3 separate regions of the Homo sapiens genome follow, and regions 1 and 3 are each linked to region 2. A link is a contact called in ENCODE Hi-C or POLR2A ChIA-PET data. All regions are on one chromosome and are shown on one strand. Each heading gives the region's core, a stretch centred on a gene start or an enhancer-like site at or near the end of the contact. The rest is flanking DNA. Distances are from core to core; before and after follow the strand shown.

Region 1 (4,587 bases), core at 1,669-4,168, 62 kb after region 2:
TGAGCAGTCTTCTGACTCCCACTAGTTCAAGTTTCTGAGGGAGAAGCTGATTGAGCGGAGCTGTGCATTAGACAGCTTATAGATGGGTGCTCTTAGGTCACATGTTCCCAGTGAGCCAATCAGCAGCCTCTAGAGGAGAGGTCACGCGGCACAGAATATGGCCGCCTATGCTTAAGGCATTACAGAGGGCATCTTCCTCTGGAGGGGTAGTAAATGTAGGCACTTTCTTCTAAATGGGCTATGGGTGTAACAGGCATTAGGCTGCTTCTATTTTATCAGAGGATGGGGCCATGATTAGCCCAATGAACATTTACTAATCATTGAAATTTAAGCATGGCAGCCTGGTGTGTAACCATTGTTTGAGTTAGCATACTTCAGTTTTCCCCTGTTGATTTAGTCTCATGTAAATCTCTGAAGCCTCGGCCAGTCTTTTCTTAAATACACGTAACAGCTACCATAATTCTCTTTCTGCTAGTCCTTTGGTCCACCTAAGTTCACCTAGTCAAGGTAGACAGTCTGCAGCCACTATCCTTCTTCACTTTCTAAGGGCTTTCTCAGCATTGGGGGCTTATTAAGCAGCAAGCAAGTCAGTCCTGTAAATGTGGGGAAGCTGGCTCCCTGGGGTCTCTCTTAACTGTTGAGAGTCAGTGGATAAATGGCCCGGCTTCCTGTGAGACAATTGTGAGTCAGGTTCCACACAGCTCCTTAGAGTGTCCCCACTGGGAGTGAGCAGAAACCTGATTTTTAATATAAACTTTATTTGTGTATCTCCCTTCTCTGCCTCATTTTTCACACCTCCTCACTTGTACTTCCCAAATATATTCTCTGCTCCAAAATCCTTGCCTCAGGCTTTGCTTTTGGGATTATTCAAACTGAGACAATAAAATACTACACCCATTTTAGGGAAGATCAGGAGCTAACAGTGTAGGGACCAATGCATTATGGTCTTCATCTAAATGAAGTCTGTTTCTAATATACTGAATGTTTCTGTAAGGCAAAAACTCATAGGTAATTGGTTAAATAGGGGATTGTATATTAATATGTAGTAATATATACATATATGTATATGTATAATATAACATGAATATAATATACATATGTATACACATATATAATATATATGTATAATATAACATAAAAATGACTTTGGTCCATATGCAGTATTCCATAGAAAATTGATATTTTGCCTTAACAAGAAGCGGCAATTAAAGGAATGTATACTAATATAGCTGAATGCAGCACACCTCAAAAGAATAGAGAATGGTCTATAGAATTCAAATAGGTTCTGCCTCTTGACTCACTTGCCAAATCCTCTGTCTTAGAAGTGCTTATTGAGTAATTCTCCCCTATCCTGACGCACTGCGCCTCTGTTGCCATAATTCAGCAGATTCACCCTTTCCTTATAACCCGTCTACCAAGCCCCAATCCACATTTTTTAAAGGGAAAGCCTTATATTTACTGTAAGTTTTCATTTATCAACAATTTATGTCTTCTCAAACACACCAGGTTTAAAAATTATGATTATAATTATTATTTGCAATAATTATGTGATTACAAAGTTGCAAAGATCTGGAGCATTCTACTCTAATCTTGTCTTTTCCAAAATCCTTATGATTTTATTGCACAATTTTCCTAAGCATAGAGTTTTTCTGGAACACAAATATTTTCCAGAACACCTATTTCAGGGCTGCTCCACACATAGGCATATCTGTGCCAGTTAGACATAAGCACCCGGCTCATTGCGGGTACTTACTGAGGGGGTAGAAGGAACATAGTACCGCCCCCGCAAAAATGCAATTAGCCTGTTATCAAAATAACAGGGAGAGATGAATTCTTATCTTTTTGCTGGAAGGTCGGAAGAGGCATTGGGCTTAGGAAGTGGCCACATCATAGTCATTTGATACACTGTCATTTGCATCTAGTGTAAAATTCACCATTGTTTATCTTATGATTTTATGAGTAGAGACCAACTGAAAAATTTTGTACTTTTATTAATATTATGGCATTACAACACCTTACTTTAGGAGATTCATAGTTTGGACCCTGTTTACAAAAATGTACCAGTTATATGGTATTTATTGAGTGTCTTTACTGCATACTAGGAATCATACAAGAGGGAAACAGAAGTTATTTCTATATGACTCTGATAGCACCTGTATTTGTCCCTTTTGTGTTGCTATAAAGGAATACCTGAGGCCGCGTAATATTTACAGAAACGAGGTTTATTTGGCTTACGGTTCTGCAGGCTGTACAAGAAGCATGGTGCCAGCATCTGTTTCTGGTGAGGGCCTCAGGCAGTTTACAATCATGGTGTAAGGTGAAGGGGGAGCAGGCATGTCACATGGTGAGAGAGAGAGCAAGAGAGAGGAGGAAGTGCCAGGCCCTTTTCAACAATCAGATCTTGCAGTAACTAATAGAGGGAGAACTCACTCATGATCGCAGGGTTGGCAGGAAGCCATTCAGGAGGGATCTACCCCCATAAGCCAAATATCTCCCACCAGCCTCCACCTCCAACTCTGGGGTTCACATTTCTTTCTTTCTTTTTTTTTTTTTTTTTTTTTTTTTTTTTGGAGTCTCACTCTGTCACCCAGACTGGAGTGCAGTGGCATGATCTTAGCTCACTGCAACCTCTGCCTTCCAGGTTCAAGTGAATCTCCTGCCTCATCCTCCCAAGTAACTGGGAGTACAGGCATGTGCTACCACACCTGGCCAATTTTTGTATTTTTGACGGGGTTTCACCATATTGGCCAGGCTGGTCTTGAACTCCTGACCTCAGGTGATCTGCCCTCCTCGGCCTCCCAAAGTGCTGGGATTACAGACGTGAGCCGCCATGCCCGGCACATTTCAACACATGAGATTTGGAGGTGACAAATATCCAAATCATGTCACAACCAGTAGGATAAATACTACTTATTTTTCATTCCTCAGATGAGAACATTTAGTCACAGAGTGTGGGGCAGCCAGCCAACTTCTGATGTTCAGAGTCAGTGCTGTCTAAACTTAGCTTTCATGTTCTTTCTACCTCAGAAGGCTACTTCTCAATCAATTATTTGGGATCAGTTGGTTTCATCACATGGCATTGCATCATGAATATGCTGAACAAGGCCAAGGGAAGGCAACAATTAACTGGCAGTTTGTAGGCTTGTGATTAGATATAATTAAAAGTCACATAAAGTTCCAAAAAATATTTTTCACTTGTTTCATATCTCAACAACTTCCACTTGTTTAAGTTAGTGTTTTTCCAAGTTGCATTGTGATGAGGAGAATTTGACATATTTTTGAGGGCTAAGAGTGAGAATGATTCAAAGCTGTGAGATTTGAAGTGATGTCTAAAAGATTTTTTTATCATGACTTATGATTTTTTATACACACACACAGACACATACACACACATCCTAGTAGGAAAAATATCAAAATATAATAACTTTAGATAATAAGAAAAATGGTTTCTGTTTACACTGAGTTTTCACAGGTGAGATATGCATTAAAGGCACAAAAGCTAAAAGACAAAGAGAAATGGCAATTTAAGCACTTGAAAGCCTTGCTGAATTTTTTACAGACTGTGTCAAGTGGAGCTGGAAAGTGAAACCACAAATCGGAAGCTAGAAAGGAAGCAGCTAGGCAAGAGAGAGTACCTTGGACTGCTGGCTGCAGTCCCCTTCTTTTCCCCCAAGTGACCTGCACATCGGACTTCACCCTGCTACTCTCTCTTCCCAAAGATGAAATGAAGAGGTTGAATGTAATGATTACTAAGATTCTCTTTCTGCTCCCACGATGATCTGATGCTGAGGATTTTTAAGACTTCTGTGCCGTTAGAATTGATTACTTCTAAATTGTTATCTACTATTCATAAAAAGAAAATTATTCAAGCTTGTACTTCTTGGCACAAAATATACCTGTGATTTTCTAAAATATTATCTCTTAATGCACAAAGTTCTCAAGTGCTGTAGCTAAAGGGAGCTACCACAGAGTATTAATAGAAAATGTATGTGAGAGGATGTTATTTAATAAACCCCTAAGTCAGTAATTCTAATGATTCAAAATGACTTTAACTTTCTACTAATTAGAAGCCAGACTCTCAGCTTTGCTTCTTGATCTGCACTTCTCCCCATCTTGGTGTTCTTGGTGATGGTCATGTTCCTGGCTGGGTCACTGCTTCCATGACTGTTTATTAAAATCCCCTGGCCAAACAGTGGGCGTACTGGACTTCCTGGAGGGGTTCCCTGGAATGCCTTGAGCAAAACTTGGGTGCCAAAAGCAAAGACCTGCTGTGTTGGAGAAAGAGGAAGAGAAGAGTTCTGCTGTCTTTGCATGTGTTTGGAAATGTCTTTCTCATCAACAGATTCTCATGCTTGGGGATGCCAGGGGTGGTTTGGGTGGGCACTCTCTTCATTAATAGCCATTATTGTGGAGTCCTTAAAGTGGATTAATGATGTTTTTTAGGAAAGATAATTATCTCCTATGCTTTCCGGGAGGTACATGAACTGCTCTAAGATTGCAAGTACAAAACAGGACATTCGTGGTGCTACTGTGTGAAAAAATAACCAGCAGTACCTTGACATTTATAGATTTTATATAAGCATGTGA
Region 2 (4,395 bases), core at 881-3,380:
TGTGTGTGTGTGTGTGTGTGTGTAAGTTTTTTCATGAATTCAAAACATAGCCAAATGGTTTTGAATATATAGAATTTATATTTGCACTGCTGATAATAGCTTGTAATAAAGCTGTGGAACTATACTGTTTATTGTTGCCCCAACATGACAGTGCTGGTGAGGAGGAAACAAAGACTGGAGGATGTAATCTACCCCATAGATGAGCTCCTTGAGGATATGGCTGCATGTTAATGTTCCAGCGCAGTGATTGGCACATAGGGGCTATAAAGAAGTATCTGTTGAATGGATGAATGAATGAATGAATGAATGAGTGGAGACTCATGGAATTTAACTTGGACAGGCAGGTTCTAACTGTTGCTGTAGGCCTAGGAATACCATGTTCAAAGTATGGAAGATTGGAGCATTGGTAAGAATGAGCTCTTGAATTCTAAGGCAGTGCTATCTCTAGTCTCTTTAGTGTTTTCTGCCAGGTTGGAAGAGTCTTTGCATGTCAAGCATATGTTTGCCTTCAAAAACAAAGGTGAAAGCTGGTTGGGATTGCTTGCTTTTAGTGAAGACCAAGGCAAAGAACTCTATCTCCTGGGTACTCTCTGTAGATGGTGGGAAAAAGGAAGAGAATGTATCAGGTAGCTTTTGCTCTGTGACAGACAACTACAAAACCTTGGTAGTATATTAACAAGCAGTGCTCACTGCCCATGCATATGGGCTCAGCCATCAGTTAGGTGGCTCTGCTGATCTTAGCTGAGCTTGTTCACGTATTTGAGGTGGGCTTTGCTCCGTGACTTTCCCATATTGTAGCAGTGTAGCTTGGGCATGTTTTTAGAGCATTGGAGGAGGCATGAGAGACAAGCTCAATTCTACAGGTGATTTTCAAGCCTGTTCAGCAAGCAATCTACTGGCCAAACATCCCATGGCTGAGCCCATTGTCAAAGAGGGAGGGCACTGAATAGCTCCATGGCACAGGGGGGCGTGAAGAATCGGAACATTTTTTACAATCTATTACAGGAAGCCAAAGAAATAGCTAGTTTTTCTCTGTTTAAGAAGGGTTCACACACATTGCCTTTAAAAGGACAGATAGTAAATATTTTAGACTTTGGGGCCACGTACAGGCCCTGTTCTATATTCTTTTTTTACTTCTTTTCCTTTTCTTATTATCCTTTTTCTTTTAATAATCCTTTAAAAATGTAAAAAAACAGAGATATTCTTAGCTTCCAGGCTGTATAAAAATAGACTGCATGCCACATTTGGCCCGTGAGCCGTAGTTTGTTCATCCCTAGTTTAAGAAGAAAAAACATCTTCATACTAATAATAATATACAATATTCTGTTGGCAAAAGACATTTTGATACTTGTCATTTAATTGATCTTCATAGAAGCCTGATTGTTGAAGGTGGATATTTCTAATAGCTCCCCTTTCATATGGGGAGAGATGGGAACTTATGTGATGAAACTGGGATTCAGGCTGTAGTAGGGCCAGGGAGGGTCACTGATGATTACCTGAGGTTGCCCTGCCAAGGACAGCTGCTTGTGTCCTCTGCCTCTGAGAACTAAGCTTCCAGGAGGACCACCGGTAGTAGGGAGTGCATTCAGCTCCATCCTCCTGAGAACATACACTCTGCAAGTGGAGAGAAGCCATCTCATTATGTTAATTTCAACCCAGCCCAGACTGAGAGGAGGCTGATTTCAAGGGCAAAGAAGGTGAGGCAGCCGATTCCCAGGTCCCATTTCCCTTGCTCCACTTCATTAACATGGCCACCCTTAATGCGTGTCATAACTCTGCCTTCCAGCAAGATTTCCTCTCCACTAAGAACCTTTTAGAAATGGTATTTAAGAGAATGTGCATAAAACAAGTCTTCATGGTGATTATGACATTTCTGCTGAACCAAAATGTAATCAGTACACACATTTTGCATCCTTACACTTAATCCACAAACATAGCTTTTACTGTTTTACCTTCTCCCACCCACAATCCAAACAGTGCCACAGAACAAACGTAACAGGATATTAAGATAATCTCTTTTGTCTATGCCAAATGTCATTTAGCTGTTGAGAGAGGAATGTCCCATCTAGTTTTTACAAACAATAAATAATACAGCTTATGAAGGTCCACATGGGTGACACTGATGCAATGTTTCAACAGTTTTCCGAAAAAGGAAAATAAAATGAGTCATCCAATTAGTTGGCTGGGCATTTGCCTGCAAGTTGCCAGAGAGCTTTGTTGATTTATCCCAACTTGGCTAAGATTGGCTTACTCTAGAAGTTCGCCTGTTACAGAAGTTTGGTCTTTACTAGGGTGACACAAAGTATATTTTATGGATATTAGTTCATCAGGATGCTGAGAAGGGTTATAGCATCAAAGACAAATATGGCTGAACATATTGGGGATCATTTAGGTTAAAGAAATTTAAATGAATTTTTCCTGCGGGACTTCTCAGAGGCTTTAATCTGTGAATGTGCATACTGAATTTCCAAGAAGGGTTTAGAATGTGCAGCAGTTTCCAAATCTACTTGACCTGGGAACCCTTTTGTTCACAGGGCATCCCATGAGAGAACACTTTAAAGAACAGACGATGAGAATCAGTACCATGCGTAAAACGTGACCAACGTTCTATGCAGAGGAGATTTTTGAAAGTATCCCCACCAGTGAAGAGTTACCGTGTATGTGTATAATGTACATAAGTGGACATTAGCTTGTATTTTCAAATAATAAAGTCAAACTTTATTATTAAGGAAGATACAAGAATTAGGGCTAGTAAGTGTGTGTGTGTGTGTGTGTGTGTGTCTGTGTGTCTTTCTATGTGTAAATGTCCATCCCCAGGGATTAAGAAGTCTGGATTTGGGTTAAACTTAATCATTTCTAAGAATCTCAGGTTTTCAGTCCTGTCCTAGAATTTCAAAAACAGTCAGAGAAAGCAACTGTGAGAAGATCACAGCTTCTCATCCTGTTTTGAGTCTCACCCTCCTCTTTGCCCTCACAAAGGATTTCAGTGATTATGTTCCTGACAGGATGCATTTTAATTGTTTTCTGGTATGACTTCCCAATACATCAAGTTGTGTTTTCTATATAGCCGCTATCCCAAATGATTACTATTCAGAACACTAATCTGATCTCTAAATCTACAAAGAAAAGGCCATGTAATTTGCTTCTCTTTACAGTGCATTACGTGCACCATTGTAAGTGCTGGAACCCGCCCCCCCCCCCCCCCCCCCGCCCCGGGCATCTCCAAACTGCTGTCCTGTGGATAGCCCCAGTTGCATGTGCTCAAAAGCAAACTTCTTATCTCCTCCATGAGTCAGTTCCTCTTCCTGTTTTTTTCTCTCATTGCAGCTAATGACATTACCATCCCCTCAATGTCCAAAGTTAGAAACTTCTGAGTAATTTTTTATTTCTTTCTCTTCCTCACCTTCTACTAATATTAGCTGTTAAATCCTGTTGATGCTACCTCTGAAATATTTCTCAAATCCACATCTCCTTTCAACCTTGGGCATGGCCCTAGTTCAAGGTCCTATTTTTCTTAGATGGACCACGGGGTCCTTTTGCCATGATCTCTTTTTCCATCCAACTTATAATTTTTCTACAACTTTGACTTCCATCCTGATTACTAAGACTTTTAACATTTCTGTGTGCTCCTTCTTCTCTGGGTGTTTGACATGCATTGTCATTCTGTCTTCTGATTGCAAGTGATAGAAACCTACTCCAGACTAGCTTTCAGGGAAAAGAAAGGAGGTGTTTAGTAGATTGCACAACTGGCAAACCTGGAGTTGATTTAGCTTTCATGAAGGCTAGACCTTAGACTTGTCATCAGGAATATGTCCTATTTGCTTTTTCTGTCAGCAGTCCTTCCTTTTTTTTTGGCTGTGCTCTGTGATCACATGTCTCATTGTGGTGATAACGTGGCTTCCAGCAGCAATCCCAGACTCACAGCCCATCCTCAGCATTTCCAGTGGAGAGAAGTGTTCTCTCTTCCTAACACTTTCCATACAAATCTTAGAAATAAATTTTATTGGCTCTTAACATGTCACGTGCCCATCCTTCAACCATTTGCTATGAACAAGGGGACAGGATGCTCTGATTAGCCAGGACTTAGTCACCTCCCCTCTTCTGAAGACACAGAAGTTGGGACTTCATCTCTACCCAGCCACGTGGACTTAGAATACAGGATGGGTGGGTGCAGTTTCCCCGAGGAAATTGGAGGGCTGTTCTTGGAGCAAGGACATGAATAAGCGGCTTACAAAGAGCAAATAATCGTTGCTTATGGCACTCAAGGTGTTCTGTCACCCCATCCAACTCACCTTTCCCACTTGGCCTTCTGTCCTTGAATGCGAAGAACCAGAGTCCCCTGCTCTAAATGGCTCCTTTTCTGTGTGTGCTGCGTGTTTGCTCTGCTGCTGAGAT
Region 3 (4,325 bases), core at 148-2,647, 35 kb after region 2:
GACAGAACTGTAGAGAAAACAGAGTATACCAGATAGCAATGAGGGCTGTGGAGAAAATAAGGTGGGAAGAGAACTAATATTGGAGCTGGGATTTCAGAAGGAAGAAAGTGTTTGAGTTGAGACCTGAAGGAGGTGCAGGAACCACAGGACCATCTGGGGTCATGGTCAGCAACATGGCCAATGGGCCAACTTTGGCCCACTACTTGTTTTCATGAATAAAGTTCCATTGGATCTCAGCCAGGCCCATTAGTTTATGCACTATCTGTGTCTGTTTTTGTGTTCAAATGGCAGAGTTAAGCAGTTGCAATCCTGTGGCCCAGAAAAACTTAAATGTTTACTATTTGGCCTTTTATAGAAAAAAAAAATGTGTCCACCTACATCTAGAAGAAGAGTTTTCCAGGGAGAGGGGACAGGCAGCACATAGGAGTCTCAGGATGGGAATATGCCTAGTGTGTTTGAGGAGGCAGGTGCGCCTGCAACAGAATGGGCAAAGGGGTGAGTGGAGGGCAGGGCCTGGGCACGTGGGGGCCACTGTAGGGGAGAGAGGGAGGATTCTGCAGAGTGTTAACAGGAGGACTCTCGCTCTTTGTGATACATCCACTGTCTTAGGTTGAAGAAGCAACTCTGAGATGGAGTTTAGCATTCAGGGCCAACACCTATGGAAAGCAGGGGCAGGAAGCAGGAGTGAGCAGAGGGAGAAGTCCAGCTATGATACAGACCAATGGCAACCTTGGCCACTCTCTAGGAGCTTCAGAATTGACCCTGTTTGGCCCAAGACAGACAGGCCTTTATACTCCAGTGTTGATCGGTCATTGAATATAGGTCTTTCAATGGCAACAACAGTTACAAGGAAGGAGCATCACCTGGGTGATTGTTGAGAAGCTGAGAGCCGAGGGCTGCCTGCTGACCGCACTCCCAGCAGCTGGTGCCATGGGTCCTGCATTGAAGTAGGATCTTGGGGGCACATCACAATGTCCAGCACATAGAGGATGTAGGGAGTAACAGCTAAAGCAAGACTAATTAGGAGGCTACTCCGGAAATCTAACTGAGAGATGAAGGTGGCTTGAACCAGGAGGTGGCCAAGAGTTGGCAGACTCTCTCTTTTGAAGGTAAAGCTTTCATATATTCTCCATGGCCTAAGATCACCTTAAAGGAGCAAAGTAAAAGGAAACAAGCCAAGGGGAAAGGCTTCAAAGATTCAGTCTATGTTATTAAATCTCCCCACCCATTGATTATCATCCATGACAGTCTTTGCTTAGCTTAGGTTTACCTGTGCTCATCATTTTCCAGGGTGTACAGAAGGAACACTATTTAATCACAAACGTTCCAATCACAAATGCTTCAGTGACAGGAATAGAAGCTGTCACACCAGACAGGGCAGATAAGTCCTTGTCACATGGCTGGGTCTGTCCCTGCAGTGACTGTGCTATTCATAGCAAGAATGTTGTGTTGCTAAACTTGGCATGAAACAATACAGTTATTTATGCGACTTCATGAACTAGAGTATCGCCTTGGATTTGAGATTCTGCTAAAGCTACATGAGTGGGCAAATCAAGAAATTGTATTCCATAATTTGTTTCCAATCTGACAGAGTACTATGTGTAATAGATGAATAAGCTTATAGATTTTAGCACATTTATTGCAGTGTGATGTGGTTTGACACAGTGTCTATGAGCTGTGTGGGGTGAAATGGAAGGTTTAAATGGATTCCAGCTTCATTATCCCACTGTGATCTGAGGAAAGCGAGACCACAATGTTGCCATCCAGTAAAGCACTTTATCACATTCCTTCCCAAGTTGAACAGCAGCGTTCTGCCAAAGAAAAGCTATTTGCTGGGTAGACTCTTTAGCAAGTTTCATTTTTAACTTGGGTGCCAAGCCAGCCAATAGAATCTAATGGGCTTTGCTTACAATGTGCATGGCTTGGCTATTTACATGAGATTGACAGCACGAGAAAAACCAGACGCTATACTCACTAGGCTGATTTAGAGGTTTCTCTGCTCATTTGAATTCAGCCAAGCTAGTCAGTCTAGCCCTGGGAAAACCTGCAAGAGTAAAAAGAGAACCAATAAAAGCGATTCATGAAAAACCTGAAGTGCATAAGAAATTAATTCCCCTGAGTTTCCAAACTAGTCAGTAAGCTGCGCTGAGGTTTTGCTTTCTATGTTTCTCCTTTGCTTAGGGACTGGTCAAAATCTCGAAGCCACTTGTTGATTTTTCTCTCTTTAAACTGCTTTGATGGAAGAACACCCAGGGTGTAATGGGCACCTGGGTGGGTGGATGCCTAACTAAATATATTTATATAATCCTTGAAACATGTTTAACTCTGGAGGTTAAGGAAGGCCCAAAGACAAAGCGGAGTTGTTAAGGGAAGAAAAAAACAGAACTTCTTAAAGGTTGACACGGTGCCACTCATTAATTCTAGAAAAGTTTGCAGGGGCTGTTACATGTCAGACACAATGCTAGCCTTCCCAGATGCATTGATGAACAAGTTGCAATTCTTGCTGTGGTGAGCTAATGGTAAAAATAAACAGAGCACTGCCACACACAGACATAAGAGCCATGGGGCAGCATCCCATTCCAATGCCTGGTACATATTAGGAACCCACTAAATACTTGTTAAGGTTCATTTTGTGATGGTATTTTTTTCCTCTCTCCGCTAGCTTAAATCTGTTCAAGTCTCCCATGGTTAATACGATAATTTTTCTGATGTTTATCACCAATAAATTTTTAGAAAAATCAGGCTACACAGTCACTCTCTCCACCTTCTTAGGATACACTCACTCTCTTACCCTTTCACTCCTTCGGGCAATTTGATCTGCTATCTTTTCCCACCACTTTAAGAGAAGGACTCTTGATGGGGTTCCCACACCTGGTCAGATGGCCTCTCTTGGTTGTCTTCCTCAATCCTTTCATTGTGTTGTAGTTGGGCAGTTCCTCCACCTTTCACTTCTCAGATGCAGCATAATCGTGTTTCTTCCTCCCCTCTGAATATTCCTTTTCTGCCTCTCTGCATTCCTTTTCCTCTTCCCAACACCTAAGTGATTCTTAAAAATATTCTCTGACTTTCTATGCCTTCTCCATCAGTGTTAGTTTCAAGTTATCTTGTCATAGTTTCATTTAGGAGATAATGCCTGAATCTTTATCTTAAGCCTTGAACCCTCTAGAACAATTTCATTTGTGTGCTGGGCACCTGGATGTCCCAAAGGCATGTGAACTCATCATATCAGGAGTCAAACTCATTCTGACTAATTTTATTTAATGCTATTTCCATTCACTTGGTCATCCAGGTGGAGACCTGAGGGTCAAGATGGAGCCCTCTCCCATGTCTCTCTCTTTGCTGCTCTCAGATGGACCCAGGGGTCATGTGCTGTCAACTCATCCATCACTATATTTTTCTCCTTTGCCCTTCCATGTTATTTCCATTTCACCCACCGTTGTGTGATACCACAGCGTCTGTTTTACCTCCCACTGAACAAAAGAAATATAATCCTTGAAACGTGCTCCTTAGTGTGGAAGAGAGGGGTGGTCTGATGACTTGTTTCAAAATGATCTCAATATCAACCACTGCCCCAACGGTCTTGCATTTCATACTTAAGCAACATATTTCAATGCAGAGAAGGTTTATAGTGTGGTGGGGATTTGAGGGTAGCTTTTCAATTCTGCTCTGTTTGATTTTTGACTGATGACCCCAGACACAGAGATTTGGCCTGGCAGAACCTGCCCTTAGTTCTATAGAGGACACCTTCCCCATACTTTTTTCTCCTTTTCCTCTTCCTCTATAAACTCTAGGTTCTTTCACTGCATTTCTTTTTTGTAAACAGCTTTACTGAGGTATAATTGACCTACAAAAAATTGCTCCGGTTTAATGTATACAGTGTGATGAGTTTGGATATATACAAGCACTGGTGAAACCATCAGCTTCATAATCAAGGCTTCCAATATCATTCACCTCCAAACGTTTCCTTATGCCCCTCCAGTGTTTGTTGATTTGTTTGTGGTAAGAACACCCACCATGCAATCTACCCTCTTAATAAAATGTTTAAGTGCACAATGCAGTACTGTCAATTACAGGCGCTGTGTTGTACAGCAGACCTCTAGAGCTTACTGATCTTGCTAAACTAGCCACTTGTCACACATTCGTTAGGTTTCATGACAGTCTGTCCTCTGAGATGGGCTAAGAGTTAGTCTGCTCTCAAAGAGTTTCTTGCAAGAATATGATGGGTGCTTTGTGGTGAAAAGTGAAATAGCAATAAAAAAAATCAGTCACTTCCATTGTAAAAATAAACGTAACTGCATGGCCAATATGTTATTCTAAAACAGAAG

Evidence for each region. Hi-C counts contacts between places; a loop is a spot of excess contacts on that map. ChIA-PET counts read pairs that join two places held with the same protein, here RNA polymerase II (POLR2A). Pooled maps may share reads with other maps.
Region 1: a map of posterior cingulate gyrus shows a loop between it and region 2 (3-fold over the local background). The contact joins two enhancer-like sites. A Hi-C loop is called at or near these places in 5 of 168 maps with a recorded cell type or tissue (Panc1, aorta, endothelial cell of umbilical vein and 1 more) and 8 of 50 pooled maps. POLR2A ChIA-PET finds 5 or more read pairs at or near these places in 1 of 52 experiments (A549).
Region 3: a loop to region 2 is called in a map of ascending aorta, with 1.9 times the contacts of the local background. The contact joins two enhancer-like sites. A Hi-C loop is called at or near these places in 5 of 168 maps with a recorded cell type or tissue (aorta, ascending aorta, cardiac septum and 2 more), 1 of 37 single-sample maps with no recorded cell type and 14 of 50 pooled maps. POLR2A ChIA-PET finds 5 or more read pairs at or near these places in 4 of 52 experiments (K562, MCF 10A and activated CD4-positive, alpha-beta T cell).

What each region holds. Positions count from the first base shown.
Region 1 is chr16:82,758,478-82,763,064 of GRCh38, forward strand. The region is part of intron 1 of CDH13 (cadherin 13); the gene reads left to right. Among named protein-coding and RNA genes, the nearest start is that of MIR8058, 72 kb to the left of the region's middle. Within about 2 kb of position 2,919, at least 14 of the 41 ENCODE cell types and tissues checked have a DNase peak (open chromatin) inside an H3K27ac peak, as active enhancers do; they include endothelial cell of umbilical vein, where a contact is called at or near this core.
Region 2 is chr16:82,697,766-82,702,160 of GRCh38, forward strand. The region is part of intron 1 of CDH13 (cadherin 13); the gene reads left to right. Among named protein-coding and RNA genes, the nearest start is that of MIR8058, 11 kb to the left of the region's middle. RefSeq lists an enhancer at 1,307-2,506. Within about 2 kb of position 2,131, at least 5 of the 41 ENCODE cell types and tissues checked have a DNase peak (open chromatin) inside an H3K27ac peak, as active enhancers do; they include ascending aorta and endothelial cell of umbilical vein, where a contact is called at or near this core.
Region 3 is chr16:82,733,971-82,738,295 of GRCh38, forward strand. The region is part of intron 1 of CDH13 (cadherin 13); the gene reads left to right. Among named protein-coding and RNA genes, the nearest start is that of MIR8058, 47 kb to the left of the region's middle. RefSeq lists an enhancer at 34-2,472. Within about 2 kb of position 1,398, at least 4 of the 41 ENCODE cell types and tissues checked have a DNase peak (open chromatin) inside an H3K27ac peak, as active enhancers do; they include ascending aorta, where a contact is called at or near this core.